Regions from separate parts of the Homo sapiens genome. Here region 1 is linked to region 2. A link is a contact called in ENCODE Hi-C or POLR2A ChIA-PET data. All regions are on one chromosome and are shown on one strand. The core of a region is the stretch at or near the end of the contact, and the rest is flanking DNA. Distances in the headings are between cores, read along the strand shown. Region 1 overlaps CYTH1 (cytohesin 1). Region 2 overlaps LOC105371912 (a long non-coding RNA gene).

Region 1 (6,196 bases), core at 3,187-5,686, 410 kb before region 2:
GCGTGGTGGCGCGCACCTGTAGTCTCAGTTACTCGGGAAGCTGAGGCAGAAGAATCACTTGAACCCAGGAGACGGAGGTTGTGGTGAGCTGAGATCACACCACTACACTCCAGCCTGGGTGACGGAGCAAGACTCTGTCTCAAAAAAAAGAAGTTCTCTGTCCTGTCTGAGATGATCGGCAGCATTGTTTATCCCTGTAGCCCTGGTACTCTTTATTGATAGTAGAGATTTTACTCCAATTAGGTACTTTTTAAAGGTAATTTCTATGAAAATCTCTATAAAAATGCTTATTAAAAAACTCCTTTACAGTGGAAAAGAGTAATAACTAACATTTCCCTTTTTCCTCACAAGCTCTAAACCTACTAGAAATAGAAAAAGAAATCTGAACATGGAGATCATATGATCAGCCTTGTAACTGGCGAAGAGAGGGAGATGGAGGAGTCCTTATTTCAAACATCTAGGAAATATGTTGCAAATTAGTAAAATAGGTTAAATTTCTCCGTTTCTTTCCCAGTAATAGGATCTTTGAACTAGACTATTTGAAATTATCATTTGAGGCCGGGCGCGGTGGCTCACGCCTGTTATCCCAGCACTTTGGGAGGCCGTGGCAGGCAGATCATTCGAGGTCAGGGTTTCGAAACCAGCCTGGCCAACATGGTGAAACCCTGTCTCTACTAAAAATACAAAACAATTAGCCGGGTTTGCAGTGAGCCGAGATCATGCCACTGCACTCCAGCCTGGGTGACACAGTGAGACTCCGTCTCAAAACAAAACAAAAAACAAAAAAGATGAAATTATCATTTGATATAACCAATAGCAGAGAGATACCTGTACTCTGATTCCTTCTTCGTTTATGCAGTCAATCCTTGTTATTTGTGGATTTTGTATTCATGAATTTTCCTACTCACTAAAGCTTATTTGTAACCCGCAAATCAGTCCAAAGGTAGTCCTTTCGTGGTCATTTCTGGACATTCACAGAGCAGTGAAAAATGCAGTTTGCTCAGTGTACACATTTCCAGCCACTGTGAAACAAGGTGACTGATTTCTTGTTTCAGCCCTCATACTGTAAACAAATGACCTTTATGTGGTCTATTTAGCATTACATTTTTTTTTTTTTGTATTTTTGTGCCTTTGCTGGTGACTTGCTCTTTAAAATAGCCCCTAATCATAATGCTGAATTTCTGTCTATTGTTCCTAAGTACAAGAGGCCATGATGTGCCTTATGGAGAAAATATAGTATGTTAGCGAAGCTTTGCTCAGGAATGAGTTACAGTGCTGTTGGCCATGAGTTCAATGTTAATGAATCAACAGTTGGCTGGGCATGGTGGCTCACATCTGTAATCCCAGCACTGTGGGAGGCTGAGGCAGGTGGATTGCTTGAGCCCAGGGGTTTGAGACCAGCCTGGGCAACACGACGAAACCCTGTGTCTACTAAAAATAGAGCCCATGTCCCCCCGCCATGCGCCCATGGTTCCAGCTATTCAGGTGGCTAAGGTGGGAGGATTGCTTGAGTCTGGGAGGTAGAGGTTGCAGTGAGCCAGGATGTCACCACTGGACTCCAGCCTGGGTGACAGAGTGAGACCCTGTCTTAAACAAAACAAAACACAACAATATATATTAAATAAGCCATCTTTAAACAGAAACCCATATAAACAAGGTTATGTATTGTTCAGTTGACAAAAGTGTGACCAGAGGTCTGTAGGAACCTAACCTGTATTTCCCCTAGGAGCAACGGTTTAGTCTTTTCCAATTCAGTGTTAGCAATGACTATTTTTGTTTTTTTTTTTTTTGAGATGGAGTCTCGCTCTCTCGCCCAGTCTGGAGCGCATTGGTGTGATCTCGGCTCACTGCAACCTCCACCTCCCGGGTTCAAGCAATACTCCCTGCCTGTAGCTGTAGCTGGGATTACAGGCGCCCACCACCTCACCCATCTAATTTTTGTATTTTTCATAGAGATGGGGTTTCACCATGCTGGCCAGGCTGGTCTCGAACTCTGACCTCGTGATCCACCCGCCTAGGCCTCCCAAAGTGCTGGGATTACAGGCATGAGCCACTGTGCCCGGCAACAGCAACAACTTTTTAAACAATAACTACTTTGAATAGCAAGAATCAGCTATAGCTTAGCCCTCTTCCTACCCCTAAACTTCAGGCTGTGACATCCCAGTGCCACATTTGACATCTCCTGGGGGATACCTACAGGGTCTCTCACAGTTGGCATGGCCACAGCAGAGCCCCTGGTGCTGTGTCCCTCTTTATTCACCCCACCTGAGAAATAGCATATCCGCTCACATAGGTGTTCCCATCAAATGTTTTGAATGTTTTGATATCAGCCTTCCCTTTCTCTTGTTCTGCCTATCCAGTTCATTAGTAGTATGGTTTATTCTACTTCCAAAACGCATCTTGAAGTAATCTGTTTTTCTGCATCTCTGCTGCTGATGTGCTAGTGGAGGCCACTGAATTACTTGCCTGGATGCCACATGAGCTTCCCGTAGCTGATGCCACTCTGTGCACCCATATCTCATGTTCCCTTCCTTCTGGGCACGTGGAGAAGCATATTCTCACCCCCTGGCCATTGATTTGCTATCCTTTTCAGACCCAGAGGGAGCAGGCTAAGAAATATTTTGTGGAATAAGTATGTGGTATTATTTTAGGAGCACTTGGTATTTCTTTGGGTAATAGTAGTTTCTGCAATTTGAGGACTGCTTCTAAACCTGTTAGGAATATTTTTTGAACTGTAAGGGAATTTTTTTTTTAGGGCAGAGAAACATCTGAACAATGTATTAAGTAAAAGCTTGGAGAAAATCTTGGGAAAAAAACACTTCAAAAATAGATTGTTTTAGAGTTCTTTTTTTCTGAAACCACCTGCCTTCTAAAGCAAGATAATTAGATTTTAAACAATGGTTTCTGCTTAGTTAGGTTTTTTTTTATTTTTTTATTTTTATTTGTTATTATTATTTTTTTGAGACAGGGATCTCAATTTGTCACCCAGGCTGGAATATAATGGCATGATCATAGCTTACTGCAGCCTTGACCTGTGGGCTCAAGCAATCCTCCCACCTCAATCTCCTGAGTAGCTGGGACCACAGGCACACCCACCAAACTTGGCTAATTTTTAAATTTTTTTTTGTAGGGGGGATGGAGTCTCAATCTGTCACCCAGACTGGGGTGCAATGGCACAATCTCTGCTCACTGCAACCTCTGACTCCTGGGTTCAAGCAATTCTCCTGTCTCAGCCTCCCGAGTAGCTGGGATTACAGGTGCCTACCACCATGCCTGGCTAATTTTTATATTTTTAGTGGAGACGGGGTTTCGCCATGTTGACCAGGCTGGTCTTGAACTCCTGACCACAGGTGATCTGCCTGCCTTCGCCTCCCAAAGTGCTGGCTGGTCTCAGACTTTTGGGCTCAAGTGATCCTCCCACCTTGGCCTCCCAAAGTGCTGGGATTACAGGTCTGAGCCACTATGCCTGGCCTAGTTTGTTTTTAAATCAATAACAGGTATCAAGAAGTTTGGACTGGCTGACCTTGGTGGTCTTACTGCTGCCACCTTTGCTCTGCCTCACACAGTATGTGGGTGTGTTGGGCCCTTCTCGCAAGCTCCTCTGTCATGTGATGGTTCCGTCTTCAGGGCTGTGGCAGGACCGCGCTGGTTCAGTTTGCTCTGTGTCAGCTGAGTAAAGGATGGGTGGAGTACACCAATTTTGTAACTTGTAACATTTGGTCTTGTGGTTTTGCAAGGAAGGGGTGATATATAATTAGTAAGGCAGGAGAGCAAAGGAAACAGGAAGGGGATCTGCAGTGCTCCTGTATCAAAGTAGATCTCCAAAGCAACAAGGGACAAAAGCAAGCACACTCCTCCCGCCCACCCGTTTTTACTTACTCTTATTTGATCAGAGAACTTTGCTTTCATAAACATCCTTGAATTAAGGCTGGAATTTTTTGGTAAAAATTCCTAACTGAATTTGGTTTAGAAGTATACAGAAAACCCAATGAATTAATTGAATAATCTCCCTTACCCCCTTCTTCAGACAATTCTCCTGTATTCTCTCAAGTAATAAAAGTACTAGAAAGATCAATTGTATTTATCATTAAATGGCTGGTGCTTATAATTTATTCCTTGAATCCAGTTAAACAGTGAGCTTTCCTGATAACCTAGGCATTGTTGTCCCCTACAGTAACCTGGGCCTGTTGGATGTGTAAACATTTTCCTTTGACCCAGGACTGTGTTGAAACTATTTGTTAATCACACAGCAGGATGATCAATACTTACACCAGCTGACGGGACACCTGGCATGACTACTCAGTGATCCAGTAAAACCACGCCAAGCTGGTTCCATAGAGTTTTCATTTTTGATGATAGGACTCGTAGCTCTCAGAATCAGAGAATGTTTAGAGGTGAAACTTACCACAAATGTGGGTCAGCATCTTTAGTTTGTTTCCGGTGTGTGGGGTGCAGTGGCGGACAGTGAGAGAGCCATGTGATGGGAGGAGGCTGCAGAGCTGGACTTTGAATAATGGGTAGGGTTCAGAAAAGTAGAAAATATTGTGAAATTTATTTTATTTTGTTTTTTTGAATGAAGCAACAAAAACAGAGATTTATTGAAAATGAAAGTACACTCCACAGTGTGAGAGTGGACCCGAGCATAGGGGCTCAAGGGCCAAAAATACTGTGAAATTTATTTTAATCAAAGTGGAACATAGATATAGTTTTAAAGATCCTATACAACACAAAATTTTACGTGCTTATAGCAGCAGTTTTCATAAGAACCCCAAAGTGGAAACAACCAGATGCCATCAGCTCATGAGTGGGTAAAGAAGATGAAGTCTGTCCCTACAAGGGAAGATTCTTTAGTCATAAAAAGGAATGAAGTTCTGACACATGCTGCAACATGGCTGAACATAGAAAACATTGTGCCAGGTGAAAGAAACCAGTCACACAAGGCCATGTATTAGGCAAATCTGTAGAGGCAGAAAGTAGATTAGTGGTTGTCAGGGGTTTGGGGATGCGGGAATGGGGGTGACTCCTATGGGGTATGGGGTTTTCTTTTGGGGATGATGAAAATGTTCTAGAATTAGATAGTGGTGGTGGTTGCATAACTTTGTGAACATGCTAAAATCACTGAATAGTATTCTCTAAAAATGTCCTGCCTCTCCCAGACAGTGCCTCCTCCCCGCAGATGTTGACCTCTAGATCCTTCAAGATTGGGACCGCAGTGCAGTATTTGAGTCTCCCCAGATCTCTTCCTAAATACCAGAGAATGCTGCTGAGAGTGTGCATTTTCTTAAAAGTCACTCCCCTCGTTAGTATACCTGTGCCACTATCTTCCCACCCCTCCCAGGGACTTTTTCTATTCTTACTCTACGAGCCTGGCATACTCTGGGCCTTCAGAGCCTGATCCTTAGCATGCCATGTAGTTTTTTCTTTTTTTTTTTTTTTTTTTTTTTTTGGCGCTGCCATTACCTGTGTCCTCCAATGAACTCTTGTGTTTTGAAGAGGGAGATACTTTGTTTTCTTGACCTTTGTAGGTCTAGCTCTTGGCTAACATAGTGCTTGGCACAGTTCAACAGACATCATTTAGAATGAACACATGGTAAAGAGTCAAATCTTTTTTTAATAAATCAGTGTACACTTTTATTATTATTATTTTTGAGACAGAGTCTGACTCTGTCACGAAGACTGGAGTGCAGTGGGGTGATGACAGCTCACTGCAGCCTTGACCTCCTGAGCCCAGATGGTCATCACCTGCCTCGCCCTCTGAAGTAGCTGAGACTACAGGCACGCACCACCACAGCCAGCTAATTTTTTAGTTTTCTGTAGAGACGGAGTCTGTTTATGTTGTCTAGGCTAGTCTTGAACTCCTGGGCTCAAGTGATCCTCTCACCTCGGCCTTCCAAAGTGCTGAGATTATAGGCACGAGCCATCACACCTGGCCTTTCAAATTATTACTCTGATGAGTAAATCAATATGTGAAGAGCAGCTAGAAAATGGGAGAGTCGGCATTCTAAAAGTGTTAGGCTCTTTCAGATGGAAAGTAAGAGAATCTCAGGTTACCATGTAGTGATACTTTTACCCTAGGAAGACAGAGGAAGTAGGAAACTCGGTCGCCGCACTGTCACTGTGGGTCTTGGAGCTCGGGTCTCCTTGTGGGAAAGTGGCCTTTGTAATAAAATCTTGCAGGTGTTGCGTAATTTCATTA
Region 2 (6,700 bases), core at 452-2,951:
TTCTTTAATTAACTAGATAGCTGAATTGAATAGTTTTATTTATAACTTGGATTATTGCTGTAGAATACGGGTTAAAAGGTTTGGCAAGAGCTACCCAAACTTGGGATGGAAATCTGCTGAGAGGAGCCTAGTCTGCTGAGAGAGAGAGAAAGAAAGTACCATTCAAATATGAGCCCAGGGAGAGGCAGGAAACCACTTTCTCCCCAGGACTCTGTACTACAATCTTTCAGGGCGTGCTGGACAGGTGAGGGGAAACCTAAACGCGCCAATGCCCTCCTTCATGAATAAGTAACAGCCGCCCAGTGCTTTGACTCATTCGTCAATAGAGAGTTCACTTCCTGACAAAGAAGCCAGCGCCTTCACACTCACATGTAAGTGACGGAGTAATCAATTGACGATTAATTACAGAGGAAGTTACCAGGAATATAGAATTGCTCTATCAAAATTCAGCGGCTAAGGCAGTATTTTTCAGGTGTGCTTCTGTTATGGAGATCAGACCTGCAGCTGAAATAAACCAGAGTGGTGGTGTTTCCTGAAAGAATATGTCTGCTCAATCTTGGGGGGCTTCCAGTTGGGGGGGGGAGCCTGGGAAGACTGGGTCAGATCCTGGTGTCATCATCCTCCGACTAGGCTGTCATTGTGTCATCTGTAAAACGAGGATGCTGACCTCTACAGAGGGCTCTGGTGAGGTCCCTGGGTTCCTGGCCTGACACATAGTGGGGGCTCAACTGGAGATTCTTCCTTCTCCTGTCACCTGCTCACCAGCACCCCCCTCTGACTGCCCCCAAACCCACTCCTCAATTCTGGAGTTGAAAGGAACCTTACAAGGCTGGTTTCTTTTACAGATGGGTACTTTGACAGACTTGGGTAATTGGGTAAAAGTCAGAGATCTCAATTTCTTTTTTAAGAGACAGGGTCAGCTGGACATGGTGGCTCATGCTTGTAATCCCAGGAATTTGGGAGGCTGAGGCAGGTGGATCACCTGTTCAAGACCAGCCTGGCCAACATGGTGAAACCCCATCTCTACTAAAATTACAAAAATTAGCCAGGCGTGGTGGCTTGCATCTGTAGTCCCAGCCACTGGGGAGATCTGAGGCAGGAGAATTGCTTGAACCCGGGAGGCGGAAGTTGCAGTGAGCCAAGATTGAGCCACTGCACTCCAGCCTGGGCGACAGAGCAAGACTCCATCTCAAGCAAAAAAGAGACAGGGTCTCACTTTGTCACCCAGGCTGGAGTGCAATGGTGTGATCATAGCTCACTGCAGTCTCAACCTCCTGAGTTCAAGTGATCCCCCAACCTCAGCCTCTCAAGTAGCTAGAACCACAGGTGTGCACTACCACGCCTGGCTGATTTTAATTTTTTTGCAGAGACGGGGGTCTCACTATGTTGCCCAGGCTGGTCTTGAACTCCTGGCCTTAAGTGATCCTCCGGCTTCGGCCTTCTGAAGTGCTGGGATTACAGGCATGAGCCACTGCACCCACCCAGTGATCTCATTTCTGAACAGGGAAGGGGCAGAGGGCCCACACAGGGAGTAGGGTTGGGGTAGAGTGAGAAGGGAAAGGAGAAGGGGAAGGTGACTGGGAATTCTCACCCATTCTCACTTCTGCTTTGTGGGTTAGAAACACTGAGCTGCCTCATCCTCCTGTCTCTGAACTTCCTTCACAGCCCATTGGGCCATTTGCATATGTCTCGTTGAAATTCCGGATCACGGCGTCACTGCCTCCTCCCCATGGCCCCCAGAGGGTGACCGGAGCATCACTAGGAGCCAAAGAATGGGGATGAGCAGTGCGGGGTAGTGTTGACCGCCCCAACTTTCCCATGGTGACTCACTCTTATTCAATAGACAGACCATTTTCCTAGAATGTTGCAACAGGGGTATTAGGGTTTTTCCAGAGCTTTCCACTCTCGATTACCCAACCCTGAGCCCCTCGCGTGGAACTCGAGGTGATCCCCGCTAGTGAGGGCTGGACATTTGCCTCTGGCCTTGGCATCCCCTTCATCTTGAACTTTCTCAAGGGGCAGAGCCAGCCTCCCGAGATGGGTTCTGTGCACCCCGGTTGTGCCCGCAGTAGGCTCCTGGACTGTTTTTCTTTCTTAATACATATTTGTTTAATGGATGGGATGACTGGAAATTACTTATCCCTGACGAAGAAACAGGAAGGCAAACAGTTTTACATTTCTTTTTACAAAAACTGTCTTGAGTTTTACCCTGTTCGTCTTTCTTCACTTTAGATTGTGAAGTTTCCAACTCTAACTCCTAAAAATCTTAGTGGAGAGATTCTAAACCCTTCGAGGGTGAGATCAAATCTCCTTCCTCCTTTCTCTCCCCAATCCCTGGTTCATAGTTATGTACTAGGTGCTTAATAGATCTTATTGTATTGGATTATTTTAAAAGTCATTATTTTATACAAAAGATTAGCTGTGCATAGTGGTGGGCGCCTGTAATCCCAGCTATTTGGGAGGCTGAAGCAGGAGAATCACTTGAACCCAAGAGGAGGAGGTTGCAGTGAGCCTGAGATCATGCCATTACGCTCCAGCCTGAGCAACAGAGTGAGACTCCATCTCAAAAAGAAAAAAAAAAAAGTTATTATTTTAAAAGTCAGCCGCTTATAGAGTCAGGCGTGTTAGGTATCATCAATGAAGCCTGGGCTGAGTTCAGGAATCCCGAACCTGTTTGGGTGCATTTGAGCTGATTGCCTTGTCAAAAAGTTCAGTAATGGCTCTGGCAAACTATGGCTTTGCGAGAGTTGGTGGAGGGGATTATAATGGTCTTTATTCCAAGGGAAAGTCTACTGCTTGAGCAGGGCACACCGGCTGGTGCCTGTAGTTCCAGGTACTCAGGAGGCCGAGGCAGGAGGATCACTTGAGCCCAGGACTTCAAGGCTGCAGTGAGTGAGCTACGATCAAGTCAATCCACTGTAGCCTGGGTGACAGAGCCAGACCCTGTCTCTCTGTCTTTCTCTCTCTTTTTTTGGGGGGGTGGGGCGGGATGGGATCTGGCTCTGTAGCCCAGGCTGGAGTGCAGTGGCAGGATCTCGGCTCACTACAACCTCCATCTCCCGATGGCGGTCTGGCCAGATGGGGTCTGGCTTTGTCACCCAGGCTGGAGTGCAGTGGCTTCATCTCTACTCACTGCAACCTCCATCAAGTGGTTCTCCTGCCTCAGCCTCCCTAGTAGCTGGGATTACAGGCGTGAGCCACCATGCCCGACCTAAGACCCTGTGTCTTAAATTTTTTTTTAAGTCTATTGTTTGAACCCCAGGAAAGGAATTTCATTGTGGGGTCACTCTTCATACAGGATGATTCCCTGTGAGTTTATAATAGCTCAGGAAGAGATACTGGAAATTATCACATAGGTACCCTATACTTTAGGGGAAATTTCTCCAAAAAGAAATGCTGGCCAAAAAAAGAAAGCTGTAGGTTCTAAAAAGGAAAATGGTAAGGTAGACCAAAAAAAATCCACAATTCAGACAATTCAATCACAAAAGATTTCTATGAGAAAGAGGCCAGGCATGGTGGCTCATGCCTGTAATCCCAGCACTTTGGGAGGCCCAGGCGGGTGGATCACCTGAGGTCAGGAGTTCGACACCAGCCTGAGCAACCTGGAGAAACCCCGTCTCTACTAAAAATAGAAAAAATTAGCTGGGTATGGTGGTGCACGCCTGTAATCCCAGCTACTCGGGAGGCTGAGGCAGGAGAATTGCTTGAACCCAGGAGGTGGAGGCTGCAGTGAGCCGAGATCACGCCATTGCATTCTAGCCTGGGCGACAACAGTGAAACTCCGTCTCGAAAAAAAAAAAAAGAGAAAGAAAGTTGGTAGGGGTACAAAATAAAGCACTGATACCTTCTAGGGAGCTGAGCTCATATTTCAAAAGGACAGAGAAGAGGGCAGGAGGGAGGGAGGACTCTCAACCACAAGTGAAGGCAAAAGAGCCCCTTGAGCCTGATGGGAGGGGCTGGGGTGCTATTAACCCTCAGCTCCCAATAAAACCTCTAAGAAAACAAAAATGGCTTGGAAGGTTGTAGTCACGGCTACAAGGACGAGCGAAGGACAGACCCAGTCCTTAGCTGAGAAGACCGAATCGTGTCAGATGACAGAAGAGGAAAGAGAATAAAGACCACCGTTATTGAGCGCCTATGTGTACTGGTGCATCCCCAACGCCTGTCCATCCTAAAGCTCTGTCCATCTCCCAACACAGACCAGGGGCAGTTGCTTCCTTCCTACCAGGGAGCAGCTCAGAGGCTAAGACCCTGCCACTGCTTGAAGCATCTCCCAGGGGAATGCAGATCTGCCCCAGGTTCTACCTGCTCCCCTGTCAAACTCCGAGAGAAAGTAGGGTGAGGGTAGGAGGGATCTGAAATCCAGGATGGGGAGGGCGAGCTGGGAAGCTCCACATTGACTTGAAAGTGGGCTGGGCAGCAGAGTGAGACGCTGTCTGGGTAGATGCCAGCCCCGGACTCTTGCTGGCTTTCACCCTTGGCCTGAGATGAGGAGAGGGACAGAAAGATGACAAACAAGGCCACTGTGGGCCAGAAACTAGACTGGGGAAACTAGAAACTCACGACTATGTTACTCACCCACAAAACACTGCAGTGAATCACTAAACAAATTCATATATTCTTGCCCTTAGTCAACAAATATCTATGGCATGTCCGTAAGTGCAAGTTATTGTGTTATAGGTATTAGGGATGCAATCTTAAATCAGGATGGGATCTTTCCTAAGGGATCTTAGTAGCTACAAGCAGGGAGATGACAGGACATAATTAATTTTATTTTATTTATTTCATTTATTTATTTTTTTTGAGACGGAGTCTCGCTCTGTCACCCAGGCTGGAGTGCAGTAGCATGATCTCGGCTCACTGCAAGCTCCTCCTCCCAGGTTGACGCCATTCTCTTGCCTCAGCCTCCCGAGTAGCTGGGAGCTACTGGTGGCGCCTGCCACCATGCCCGGCTAATTTTTTTGTATTTTTTTTTAGTAGAGATGGGGTTTCGCCCTGTTAGCCAGGATGGTCTTGATCTCCTGACCTCGTGATCTGCCCGCCTCAGCCTCCCAAAGTGATGGGATTACAGGCGTGCTACTGCACCTGGCCAGCGACAGGACATAATTATTGTAGTGGAAAATATGCTTACCAAAAAAGCACAGATAAAAAAAAAAAGCTACAGGGATTCAAGGGAGAAATAGGTCTTGAATAGTTAGAAAAAGGCTGACTATAGCATCTGAACGTATTTCAGGGAAGGAGCCAGACATGTTCATAACAGGCATATATAACAATGCTTATAAAGACAAAAAAATGGAATCCAGTAATATGGGATCTGTTGAATAGGATATGTCCACATAATGCAATACCACCCAGCTAATAGAAACAGTTTATGTAGCTGTACATATATATATTCAATCACATGTGAAGATAGTCATGAAATATGAGTAAATGAGAAAAGCAGATAACAAAAGAGTATTTAGAGACTGATTGCATTTTTATGAGTTTTTGGTATATGTAGTTCGAGATGCTTTTAGAAATTTCCAGAAATGGCAGTCTGCAGTGGCTCACTCCTAGCACTCTGGGTGGCCGAGGCAGGTGGATCACCTGAGGTCAGGAGTTTGAGACCAACCTGGCCAACATTATGAAACCTCATCTCTACTAAAAATACAAAAATTAGCCAGGTGTATGGCACACACCTGTAGTCCCAGGTACTCGGGAGGCTGAGGCAGGAGAATCGCTTGAACCCGGGGGGCAGAGGTTGCAGTGAGCCGAGATTGCGCCACTTCACTCCAGCCTGGGCGAAAGAGCGAAACTCCATCTCAAAAAAAAAAAAAAAAAAAAAAGAAACTTCCAGAAATACATACCAAAATGTTTGAAGTGCTTATCTCTGCATAGAGGGTTTTAGAATGCTTTCAGATTCTTTTTTCCTTTATCTGTATTTTGGTATTTTCATAAAACAAATGCAGGAATATACAAATCATCATTTTTTCAAAGGTAAAAACAAAACAAAACCCTATTTGCACCTCTGGCCTAAGTAACTCCTTTTTCCTTTGACAAGATTTTCAGATCATGGAAATGCTATGGGTATAGAATACCTTGATTTCACAGAACATTCAACTTCCTGTGATAGCCTTACACAAGACAGGAAACAAAGTAGCCTAGAAAACAGTTTAATGCGGCGGTGGCAGGTAGAAAGATTCACTAAAAACAAAACAAAAGGCCGTTGATAAGTAAACCAGTGCTCATCTAGAAGTAAGTCTCCAGAGATGTGCCACAGGGCTGTGACCTAGACCATGTCCTAGTTAACGTTTTTATCAATGACTTGAATGAAGACCATGATGTGATTGGATTTGCAGATAACACTGGAGAGTAACCCCCAGAAGGATGATAGGCTAGACCCACAGGTTGAACGACTCAGATGAAATTGAACAGGATTGAAAATCGAGTCCAGCAATCAGGTTACCCAGATGTCTCAGGACTGGGGGGCCTTCGAGGAGGACAGAAAGGCAGGGAAAGGGGTCTGAGGCTCAGAGCCGTGGGAGCAGCTGATGGAACCCAGGTTATTTACAGGAGAGAGAGAAGCTATGACGAGGTTCACCAGCTAGTTGACGATCAAGTGACTGTCAGCTAGTCAGGGAGATGGCTTCCCTCACCCAGATCAAAGAACACAGGGAAATAACTTTCCAGGAGGCCGATTTCAACTCAGTACAGTGACGGA

What was found. Hi-C counts contacts between places; a loop is a spot of excess contacts on that map. ChIA-PET counts read pairs that join two places held with the same protein, here RNA polymerase II (POLR2A). Pooled maps may share reads with other maps.
Region 1: a pooled map shows a loop between it and region 2 (3-fold over the local background). The contact joins two enhancer-like sites. A Hi-C loop is called at or near these places in 3 of 50 pooled maps. POLR2A ChIA-PET finds 5 or more read pairs at or near these places in 2 of 52 experiments (B cell and CD4-positive, alpha-beta T cell).

The regions. Positions count from the first base shown.
Region 1 is chr17:78,746,396-78,752,591 of GRCh38, reverse strand. All of the region lies in intron 1 of CYTH1 (cytohesin 1), which reads left to right. Among named protein-coding and RNA genes, the nearest start is that of CYTH1, 33 kb to the left of the region's middle. RefSeq lists enhancers at 3,489-3,558, 3,619-3,678. Within about 2 kb of position 4,436, at least 29 of the 41 ENCODE cell types and tissues checked have a DNase peak (open chromatin) inside an H3K27ac peak, as active enhancers do; they include B cell, where a contact is called at or near this core.
Region 2 is chr17:78,332,637-78,339,336 of GRCh38, reverse strand. All of the region lies in intron 1 of LOC105371912 (a long non-coding RNA gene), which reads right to left. Among named protein-coding and RNA genes, the nearest start is that of SOCS3, 24 kb to the left of the region's middle. RefSeq lists a silencer at 245-354. Within about 2 kb of position 1,701, at least 8 of the 41 ENCODE cell types and tissues checked have a DNase peak (open chromatin) inside an H3K27ac peak, as active enhancers do; they include B cell, where a contact is called at or near this core.